Regions from separate parts of the Mus musculus genome. Here region 1 is linked to region 2. Evidence: chromatin loops called from intact Hi-C (ENCODE). Cell type or tissue: heart. All regions are shown on one strand. Each heading gives the region's core, and the rest is flanking DNA. Links, peaks and the distances in the headings are about the cores only. Region 1 has its middle 13 kb from the start of Gm36732. Region 2 holds the start of Fosl2 (fos-like antigen 2).

What was found. Peaks named below come from ENCODE experiments on the same cell type or tissue, not always from the same donor. Only the 100,000 strongest peaks of a DNase experiment are listed, where the experiment ranks them.
Region 1: a loop joins it to region 2, with 6 times the contacts of the local background. A loop is called at or near these places in 19 of 42 quality-filtered maps.

The regions. Positions count from the first base shown.
Region 1 is chr5:32,195,249-32,200,613 of GRCm38, reverse strand. No RefSeq gene overlaps it. Among named protein-coding and RNA genes, the nearest start is that of Gm36732, 13 kb to the right of the region's middle. In heart, for the core only: a CTCF peak has its summit at 2,691 (motif pointing right); DNase peaks (open chromatin) are centred at 2,703 and 4,373; H3K27ac peaks cover 1,054 bases.
Region 2 is chr5:32,132,653-32,138,017 of GRCm38, reverse strand. It overlaps Fosl2 (fos-like antigen 2), which reads right to left and starts at 1,546. Exons shown (of 4, transcript NM_008037.4): 1 at 1,213-1,546. The coding sequence starts at 1,314. In heart, for the core only: a CTCF peak has its summit at 2,833; DNase peaks (open chromatin) are centred at 1,497, 2,267, 2,937, 4,217 and 4 weaker places; H3K4me3 peaks cover 5,000 bases; H3K27ac peaks cover 4,905 bases.

The sequences.
Region 1 (5,365 bases), core at 226-5,225, 63 kb before region 2:
CAATCTTGTTAGCTTTTTAGGTGGATGATTCGGTCACCCTTAATCTGGGTCACCATGTAGGGCAGTTTGTAGCTAGAGTTCTCTGCATGGTGACTCAGCTAAATGCCACCTTCCTGGGTCTCCCTTGCTATCTTCCTTCTTCCACCCACTGTCTGGTCCAGAGTATCATTTTCTGCCTAGAAACACACCACTCTCTAAAACATGCTTGTTTCTGGGCTCCTGCAACTCACAGAATTGCCACAAAAGGCAGAGACTCTATCCCTAGGGCCTAGAACAGCAGGTGGCACAAAATCAAGGTAGGAGCTCAATAAATACTTGTTGACTGAATAACCCTGTTACTGGCCAGCTGTACCACCAAGGGTAAAGCAGTTAAACCTTCCTGGACCTCAATTTACTCATCTGTAAAATGGGCAATTATACTTAATAATTGCACTCTCTTGCCTCAATGCTCTGCGTGTCCTAGCCAGGATCAGAGTGACCTTGTTTTCTGACTCAAGGGCTTCTTGGGCCACAGGATGATTGGGAGGTGCTTACGAGTTGCACCTCCAGAGGCCTGGAGTTGCCACACCTTCCTGCCTGAGGGTCTTCAGCTCCAGAGGGAGGTGGGAATGTGTGCTGGTAGATGGGTGTTGTTGGGGGTTCCTTCCCTAGAATGGCATCTTCAAGAGGGCAGGCATCTTGGATTGCGCTGACTCCTATTGCCACATGTGTAGAATAGTGCCCAGCACCCAGCAGCCCTATAGATGGTTCTGGAATGAGTGAGGAACAGCTCATACCAGCCATGCATGTTTCTATTCCTGGCTAAGTGCTGTGTGGGATACAAACAGTACTAGTAGATCCCCTCCCACCCACAGAGCCCTCTGAGCTGTTTGCACTTGCCTCAGCTCCTTCGATCCTCATGACAAGTCCATGAGATAAGCGTCATTACATCCCATTATCCCCAATTCACAGATGAGATAACTGAGGCACAAAGGGTTCAAACTGCCCAGAGCCACATTGCAGGTGAATGGTAGAGGTTGAGCTCAAACCCAAGCTCTCAGACTCAAGACTGCAGGCGCCTGTGTGTGGCTGGCTGTGCAAGGCTCAAGTGTGAGTGTGTGTAGGCAGGAAGTCTTATGAGGAAGACTGAGGAAGGGGCAGGTGGGAGGAAGAAAGCAAAGCCGCCTGCTATGGTGTGGGGTTCTGGGCTGCTTTAGTGAGCAAAGACCAGGAAGAAGGTCCTCGAGAGGGGCCTGTGACCTCAGTAGGGAACATCTGCAGGAAGTACATGGCCTCAATAAGAATGCCACTCTCAGGCCCAGACAGGCCCAGCTCCTTGCAGCTTCCTCATGGGGCACAGATGCCAAAGATGTGGGCAAACAGGTTTGAGGAATACAAAACCAACTTGAAGCTTTCTCCTCTTCCTCAAACAAGGCACCCAGCCTGAGCCCTCTCTCCTAGACCATAAGAATTCTTTCTAAAGCTGTGCGTCCTCCTCTTGCCTTTGCTAAAGTCCTTACAAGCCTCTGAATCAAACCTACTTACTTACACACACTGTCCCAGCCACCCAGACTCTGCCCCCGAACCCTTGCCCCTGGAAGCCCATGATCTCTGTCAGTCCCTGACTCCTGTCTCTGCCTTTTGAGACCCATATGGGGACCCTATGAGTTCTGTCCTTCCTCTTTCTGTGTCCTGTCCCTGAGGCACCTTCATCTCCTGCTCGATGTCTGAGTTGGTCCTTCTACCCTGGCCTCAGTCACTGGCACCTTCCCTGTAATTGGCAGCTTCAGAGGGTGGGGCTCAAGGCTCTGTACCTGTACCAAACCCCACTTGCTTTTATGAGTGGCACAGCCGCTGGTCATCCTGCACTGATCCCTACCAGAGATCCCCGGGGGACCAGCAGCTTAGCAAAGGCCCTGAGGCTGTCCTACCAGAGGCCTGAGGTTGATGGGGTTAGAGGCCATGAGGAGGAGATGGGGGGCAGAATGTGAAGAGGAAGGCAGGGACAGAGGCTCACCCACACCTGCTGGCCACTCAGCAGGGCAAAGATCACCCCAGTTAGCACTGGGACACAGCTACTGGACAGGAGGACCACTACAAAAGCGGACACAAAAATGCCCTTATCTCAGTGAGAATGAAGTTTCCCTGTCTATCCCCTGTCCTGGCAAGGCCCCAAATTTCCAGAGGGAAGGTGTCTGGACCACTCACAGGCCAGACTGCTGGGTTTACTGCTCATGCCACATGACTGAGCCCCAGAAGCACCCACCTCAGTCCACCCAAAGACCAGATCCCCCCACTCCTGCTTTATCGATAGCTCTGGGTGCAGCTTATCCCATCCGAACAGCTGGAAATGGGCTCCCAGGATGCCGGCAACTCCTAAGAGAGGATAATAGTCAACCACTGACCACATTAGCCAGTGACTTCTTACTCTTTCATGCTCCTGCTAAGCACTTACATGTGTTGTGACTTGGTGACTTCACCAGGCAGTTCCCTGAGATGGTTCTGGAGGCTACCGCGAAATGGTTCTAAGCCTAGACGGGATAACCATATGCTCACCCAGCCTGGAATAGTCCCATCTTACGTCTGTTATCTCAGAATCAGTACTGACAGACTATCGTTCTCATGCTCACATTGGGTGACTGCTCATGGGCCCTGCTCAGAGACAGCATCATGTGGCTGTCCCTAGAGGAGCAACGGGGCCGGAAGAATCAGACACCAGAGGGCAGCAGTGAGCTGTGTTTGTCTGGCTTGTCTCTGGCAAGGCACTGGTCCCATGGTAGGATAGGTGGAGACTAGCTGAGGAAGTGCCCAGACAGCTTCCTTAGAGCTCCAGCTCTGTTCAGGCCTACTACAACCCAGCTGGGTCCATCTCTTCCATCTGCCCAACAGAGAGAGCCCAACTAAACATGAGAGTCCAGGAGGGAAGAGAGACACTAACTAGTCCCAGTCTACCCAGCCTGGCCAGCCTCCTGTCAGGCCCTACTGTGGGCTTCACAGTAGGCTTAGAACACTCTGACTTTGATGAAACATACAGCAGTTCCCACCATGGCACGTGGTTGGAGATGTTTTTAGCCTTACCAATTTTCTCTGTGTAGAGAGATGCCTCTCTCTGCAGTAGGCAGAGATGAGCATCAAGACACAAGGGGGCATCACTTAACGCAGATGACTGTTTTGGCAAAGAAGCAAGTCATTGTATAATAGAAGTCAGAGTGTCAGACAGAACCTCATTCAGACAGACAGACATCTATGCATATGGTAGAGAACAGACTGTCACTTGTTTGTCCAATATGGTTCCAGACGACAACTGTTGTCCTGACCCAATGATTACTAACATCCCACCTCTTGCGGTGTCCCAGTTTGGAGAATCGACTACACAGTGCTGCCTACGAGGCATCAACTATGTGCCAGGGTTGGTGGCAGACCTGGGGGATGGGGAGGGAGATGATGTCCCAACTGCCACTCTCCAGGACTCACTGTTGCTGCTTGAGGACACAGACTGGGAAAGGAATGGAGAAGGTGGGGATGGTCACACTGCTAGAGGTCCCCTCAAGAACCTGCCAAGAAACATCTATGGATAGATCTATCTTTCTTGGTTTATTCAGAATTTTTAATATTTTAATATTTTTCCAGCTTTATAAGCTGCTTTAAAAAAAACCCAAAACAATTCACTATGTAGCTCATAGCAATTCTCCTGCCTCAGGCTCCCAAACACTTGGTTTTTTTTTTTTTTTTTTTAATTGCATGTATCTATTTGTCTCTGTGTATGCTGGGCAAACAGGTGTATGTTCTCTACATTCTGTATAGGGGTACACCTACAGATGAAGGTCAGAGGGGCAACTTGTGGGAACTGGATCTCTCCTTCTACCATGTGGGTCTCTTGCTCAGATTCAGGTGGTCCAGCTTAGTGGTAAGTGCCATCATAGGCTGAGCCGTCTAGTCAACACAAGCTGGATCATTACAGGCGTGTGCTGTGCGCTGCTACAAGTGGTGCTAATCCATTTTCTGGTGTGTGTGTGTGTGTGTGTGTGTGTGTGTGTGTGTGTGTGTGTGTGCCTATCCTAGAACCAGGGATGCTTTCGAGGTGCAGGTGTCTTAATGCCAAATCCCTTACCAGCAAGCCCACAATCCACTCTTCCAAGCCCCTGCCTTGTCTGTAAGCCTCCTTCTGAGTTAGATCCTCTCTGTGTCCTGCTCAGTTAACTTGAGGGCACCCTCTGGTGGGCAGCAAAGTCTCCTTGTCCCTCCGCCAATGTTACAGGGGAACTTTGTCCTGCTTCTCAGCAGAGCATGGCCTGACCCCATCCCACGATATCCTGGGTGACTGCATGAAAACCCCAGAGCTCCCCAGCACTGGAGGAGTTTTGCCTTATTTAGACATGGTGCCCTGGAGGAAGGAGAAAGGGAAGGAGGGGGAGGGGATGGCAAGTAGATAGGCACGAAGGAGAAGGAAGGAGGCTGGAGGATTCTGAGAACTAAGGGTCATGATGACATCATCACGGGAGGGTTTTGCTGGGGTCAGTGGGTGAGGGCGGGGCCCAGTGGCTGGGGCTCACGGTGACTCATTTATAGGAATGGGCTTTGTGTCTGCCGCAGTCATTTATTTAGTAAGCCATTAATTGTTTCGACACTCGTTTATTGAGTTGTTATTATGCTTCAGGCCCAGGACTAGGCTTCAGAAGACAGAGATCACTGCCAGGGCTGGGAGCTCACGGCCCAAAGGGGAGAGGCGAGGCCACTGCTATGTGTGGGTGTGTGCAGGAGCAGAGGGTCCTGGGACAGGCATTTCAATGCATGGCAGACACAGAGACAACAGAGGGGCACCATTGGAGGAGATAGTGGCCAAGAAAGACTCCCATGGGAAGGAAGGTAGGGGAAGGGCTCTTAAGGTGCTGGAGGGGAGGAAGAAGAGGAGGAAAGGGAAGAGGAGGGGAGGAGAGGGGGTCGGGGAGGAAGAGTATGTAGTGGAAGGTTGGAAGAAGGGCTCAGGAGGCATAGGGAACTGACAGGCACCTGAGACACAATAACAATGGCTAGATTTATGCTTGTAGGCTAGTGACATGGCCTGACCTGTAATGGTACCTGCTGCCAAGCCTGCTGACCTGAGTTTGATCCCTAGGAAAGAGAAAAGTTATCCTTGAGTTCCACATGTGCTCTGTGGTATATGAGTGAGCATACACACACACACACACACACACACACACTCACATGGGCTGAGGAGAAAACAAACAAACAAATGTTTTTACATGCACAAGGAAAACAGAAATGTTCTTGGAGAGGGAATGTCCACAAGATTCTAAAGTAGGGGACCCTGGAGGTGTGGCTACATCCTTCGCATTTGGGTCTGGCTAGTATGACCTTGGCAGACTGGTCCTTGCTGTAGGTGATG
Region 2 (5,365 bases), core at 265-5,264:
TCAGATTACAAAGAAAGCCATATTTTTATTATATTTCCCAGCTCACTCCACCCTTCCCTGGAAGACCCCTGACCTCCTATCTGGTTGACTTCTAAAGGTCAAAGTCAAGGCCATGGCTATTGGCTTATGGAGTAACTCTGGCTGCAGCCAGCTTGGCTAGGAACTCCCAGATGCTTGCCAAGGTGGGCTTCAGGTGGCAGAGGACCTTTTGAGTTCATGCAATTCCCTCACAAGATGGTGTTTGTGGTTCCTGCGACACAGGCCAGGTACCCTACCACCCCTACCGCCCCACCAATACCTGTCTGGTACCTACAAAGACACAGATTACAGGCACAATCCTTCAGTGCAAACCAGTCTGGCTGCTTTAGAAAGAGATGTTTTTCTACTTCTAAATCCACTCAGGAGCTCAAGCGATGTGTCTCTTTCTCCCACTTCTCTCTGACAGCTTCTTTGCCCCAGGTACCCCCAAGCCCCTCAAAGTTCTGCTGGGGGGGGGGGGAAGTACAGGCTCCTGCCCAACCCTTACCGGAAGCTGGAGGGGGGGTGTCACAGGAGGTGTCAAGAGCCAATCAAAGCCAGCTTCTTCCTTCCTGACCTTCGCACCTAATTCCCAGGGGCAACCCTCGCCCTCACTCCCAAACACTTGAAGGAGCCCAGCTTTGTTTTTGAGTCCCCAATCCCTTTCAGAAAACAGCTAAGACCGAAGAATAACAGAAGAAGAAAGGGTTAAAAAGCCTTCCCCCCCGCCCCCCCCCGTAGGGTCCTTGACGGCTGGGAGGGGCTTAGGGGGCGCAAAAATTTTCTTGCCTATCCACTACCTAGAAAGAGGAACGTGAAAAGGGAGGGAGAGCGGCTCGGAAGGAGGCAACAGGCTTCCCGGAGGGGACCTGTAATTTCAAGAGCTTTTCTGGAAAATTAAGTACGAAAAGGGGGAGAGGGTGTCGTTGGCTCTTCAAGCCCACTCTCCACTTGCTTAAAAAAAAAGAAAAGAAAAGAAAAGAAAAAGAAAAAGAAAAGTGGAGAGTGGGTAGGGCGGAACAGGAAAAAAAAAAAGAAAAAGAAAAGAAAAGAAACCCACAACTTACAGCGGTGAAGTATTTTTCTAGCCTGGCTAGGAAAGGGAAAAGAAGGAGGTTGGGGGTGGAGGCAGTGGGAGCAAGAAGAGGGTAGGAGTCTGCCCGCGCCGCCAGGTGCACCCCGGCCCGCACGTACCTGCTGGCCGCCGCCACCGCTGGAGTAGGACTCGGCGTGCGCAGGAGAGCCGCTGCTGCCCCGGGACGAGGTGTCAAAGTTCCCGGGATAATCCTGGTACATGATCCGCGGTGGGGGCCGGAGAGGAAACAGGGTGGTTTTCTTCCCCGCCCTCGCCGCGGCCGCGCACAGTCTGCTGCGCGCTCGCTGGTCCACCGGCCCGGCCACGGGCTGGGCTTTTCGCTCCCGGGATGTCCCCTAACCAAGGCAGACAGGAGGCAGCGACACTCGGGAAGTGACCCCCCCGATCGCCGCGCACCGCACTTCGTTTCTGCTCTGCAAGCTCCGCGGAACCGGTTGTCCACCGAGTCCCTCCCTCTAAAAAGTCGGCGCGTCCCTCGGTCCCTCCCCTGCGCGCGCCCTTCCGCCCCCGCGCGCAGCCGGAGCTCTGCCGGGACCCACGGGCTGGAGAAAAATGGGCAACGCAAAAAGACTAGGAGCCCCGCGGGTGTCGCTTGGCAGCTCTGGGGGACTCCCTCCCCGATCTCTCAGGGCGCCAAAAAGGCGAAAAAGAAAAGCTGCCGGTTGGGAGAAACTTCTGTTTCCTCCTTTTAGAAAAGGAGCCCGAGAATAAACTTCCTGTGGCCAACTCGCCGCCTGAGTTTCCCGGCGACTCGGACACTTGACTTAGGACAAGGCGGTGAGCGCCGGTCCAGCGGCCCCGATCGCGCCGGTGGGACAGCGCCCGTGGGATTCTAGGCTGAGCGGTGCTGAGAGGGACGTGGCTCCGCGTCGCAGTGACCTGCACCCCGTGCTGGCTCCAGGACCTGCCAAGCCTCGCGCTTCTCGCCTCGCTTCGCCCTCCCCTCTCTCCCCCTCTTTCTTGCGCTCGCTCTCTTTCTCTCTCTCTGTCCCTGCCGAGCGCCGCTCACTGTCTCGCTTCGAGCCCCTGCGCTCTGCCCGAGATGAGTCACTACAATGGCACGAGTTCAACTCCACACTCTTTATTCTCCAGCCCCGCACCATGTGGATCCACTCACGTCAACCTTAGACTCCACCTTGCTGGGAGGAGCGCTCGAGGCGGCGGGGGAGGAGGCCTGGGACAAGGAGGAGGAGGAAGAGGCGCGGGAGGGGAGGGGAGAAGGCGGGCGGGGCGCTCCCCTCCCGGCCTCGCTCGCGGTCGCGCTGACGCCAGCCACAGACCCCGCGCGAGGAAGGCGGGAGGCGGGGAGGGTGGGAGAGCGCGGCCCTCGCACTACGGGGGCGCCGAGGCCGCCCGCGTTCTCGCCGAACTCCTCCACCCCCCCTGGGGCGCAGCGCCCTTGGTCTGTTCCATTGGCGCACGTTGCCAAAGATGGTCATTTGCGTTAGAGGACGCGAATGCGGGTTTCCTCGCCTTCGGGTGACGTGGAGGGAGAGGGATTCCCTCGCCTGCTCCCGCCTGCGCCCTGGCCTCCCTACCTCCTCCCCTCCATCCCCAACCAAAAGGAAGGGGCGCGGGGCGGGGCCCCGAAAGCGGCCGCGCCGGCCTGGGCTCCGGGTTTTAGAAAAGGAAAAAAAAAAAAAAAAAAAAAAAATCGCAGCCCTGAAGACGAGACGGGCGGCTCAGTGCGGCGCCACCGCGAGGCAGAGAGCCCGGCGCGCAGAGCTGCTCGCGGGGAGGGCGCGGCCGTGCGCAGTCGTCCGCACCCTCAGCGGCGCCGCCCGGTACAGCGGGCGTCCTGGGCGCACCGGGCACCCGCGCCACCCTGCGGCCGGGTCTTGGCGGGGTGCGGCGCGGCGTCGCCAGGCGGGGCTGGCCTGCCCATTTTTCACTCGGAGCCTGGCTGCCCACTGCTTCCCCTTTTTGTGTGTGTGTGTGTTGTGTGTGTGTGTGTGTGTGTGTGTGTGTGCGCGCGCGCGCGCTTGTTTTTTTTTTTTTCTTTTTCTTTTTTCTTTTTTTAATTTATTTTATTTTGGCCTTCCAATTAACTTGCTTAGAAGTAGTATTGAAGATGAAATTAGCCAGTGAGACATTCGGGAGTCCTCTGTGCTACACAGTTATGACGCATGTAATAGTAGTAACCAGGTCTTAAAAGCAAATCGGGTTGTTTTTTAAAATACATAAATAAATAAATAAATAAATAAATAACTGGGGCCCGAGAGGTGTGCCCCAAGTTGCCTTGAACTGTTTTGGAGCAAAGTTCAGGGCGCGCGTGGCCGGACTCCTGGCTCTTCCCGCCTTGATGGGTGGGGTGGCACTCAGGGTAAAGAGCGCAGGCCTTGGAGTATGAACGCCTGGCTCTGCTATTTACGAGCTGTGAGATCTTGGGCGAGTCTAGAGTCTCAGTTTCCTCCTCTATCTAATGAAAGGTTTGGAGCAGGACGACCTAAAGCTTTCTTCTGCTTCGGATAGCCTATCATCCCCAGAGAAGGTACAATGAGTACAGATAAGCGCTGTACCAGGAGTTGAAGAACTCTCTTTCTTTTGAGGCAGGGTCTCAGCACAGGCTGTCTTAAAACTCTCTATATGTCAAAGATAAGCCTCCACCTCCCGAGTGCCGGGATTACAAGGGTGAAAAAACGCCTTTTTTAGCCATCCTTATGCAGTGCATCTGTATCCTTAAGCTTTTGAGGAGTGAATGGGAAGTAAGGTTGTTGGGATTCCACTGAGGACGTTGAAGTGCTATGCATCTCCCATATCACATCTCAGGTCCTCAGTTTCCTTATCTGTGAAGTGGGGGCGTTACTAGGAAAGAAAAATAAGAGCCGGGAACTCGAAGCTTTCCCGGGGCTCCATATAAAGCGCCTGCGTTTCCGGGACGACTGGCGGCATCTGGCTGCCCCAAGGGCCTCAAGATACGGTAATCCCAAACAGTACTAGGGGTCATTGTTTACAATTATAAAACACATTCTGTCCTGAGCTCCATCCCCAAGGACTTGTGCGCGTGGTAAGCTGAGTGGCCAGACTCCTCGCATTTTTGCAGCTGCCCTCCCAGCAGAATGTGCAGCTCTGCAGGCTCGAGAACGGGGTGTGGTGCAGGCGTACACGCACGCACCAGCCTTGGGTGCCTGGCCCTCCCCCCTTCCCATCCCTGCGTCCTGGCCTGCTTGGGTGTTTACGCGCCTCTCTCAGCAGGACTGAGTAAATGCAGCCCTTTGACGCAAAACGGATCAACCCTTCCCCAGCAGCAGCAAAACCCAGAAAACTAGAGGTGGGGACGGGGGCAGGGCATAGAAAAAAAAAAATCGTGACACTTTCCCACTCGCCTCGCCCTGTGTTCTGCGGGTCCTCGGCCGCCCTAGTGAAATAAATCTTGGAGGGTTGGGGGTGAGCAACTGGGGGGGGGGCGGCCGGGGTACGCAGGGACCTCCCCGAGGAACCCCGTGTCACAGCAGCACGAACAGACGCACTTTTGGTTTTCCTTCGAGCCGCACGGGCTGTCCGGCCCTCCCCCAGCCCGCATTCAATAATCGTGAGCTTCTGGGTCTCTCCCACACAGTCCTTCCAGTAACGCGGGGCGGGGGCGGGGGAGAAGGGGAGCAGGAGCTTCCTCCAAGGCCTCCGCCATCCCGGGCGCGCCCAGCAACTAGCAGGCGCCGCCGGGAGCGCGCCTTCGGGCCAGCGCAACCTCGCGCCCTCGCCCGCCCCCGCCCGGACCCGCTTCCCCCGTCCTTTCCTTTCTTGTGGCTTCCCGTAAAGCCAGCAGCCCCCAGACGTCTGCAGAGCATCACGGAATCTGTGCTGATGCAAGTCGCCGGCCTCCCTTTGGTGCGCCCCGGCCCGCCTGAGAGCGCTTTGATCCCTGCCTGGCCCTGCTCCGGAACGTGAGCTGGCTTCCCGTGCCTGCCTGGAGAGGAGACCTAGGTTCCACAGCCTAGGCCACCTTTCAGTCCCGTGGCACCAGAGGCAGAGCTGCCGGGACACTGGTCTCCCTTGATTCAGTGGATGCTTGAAGTTTGACCTATCTAAACCCAGTTCAGCGGCGCCTACGTGGGAAGACATACCTGGGGGCACGCGGTTAAGAAGGGGCTGGAGTAAGATGCTCAGAACAGGGATTAAGCCCCAATGTCTCAAATCAAAACGAAAACATACTGTCCCTTGTAATCCACACAACAAACATTTGAGGTGTCTCTCATTTCCAGGTGTCAGTTCAAGAAAGCAAGACCAAGTAACTTGTCCTGGGGAACTGGT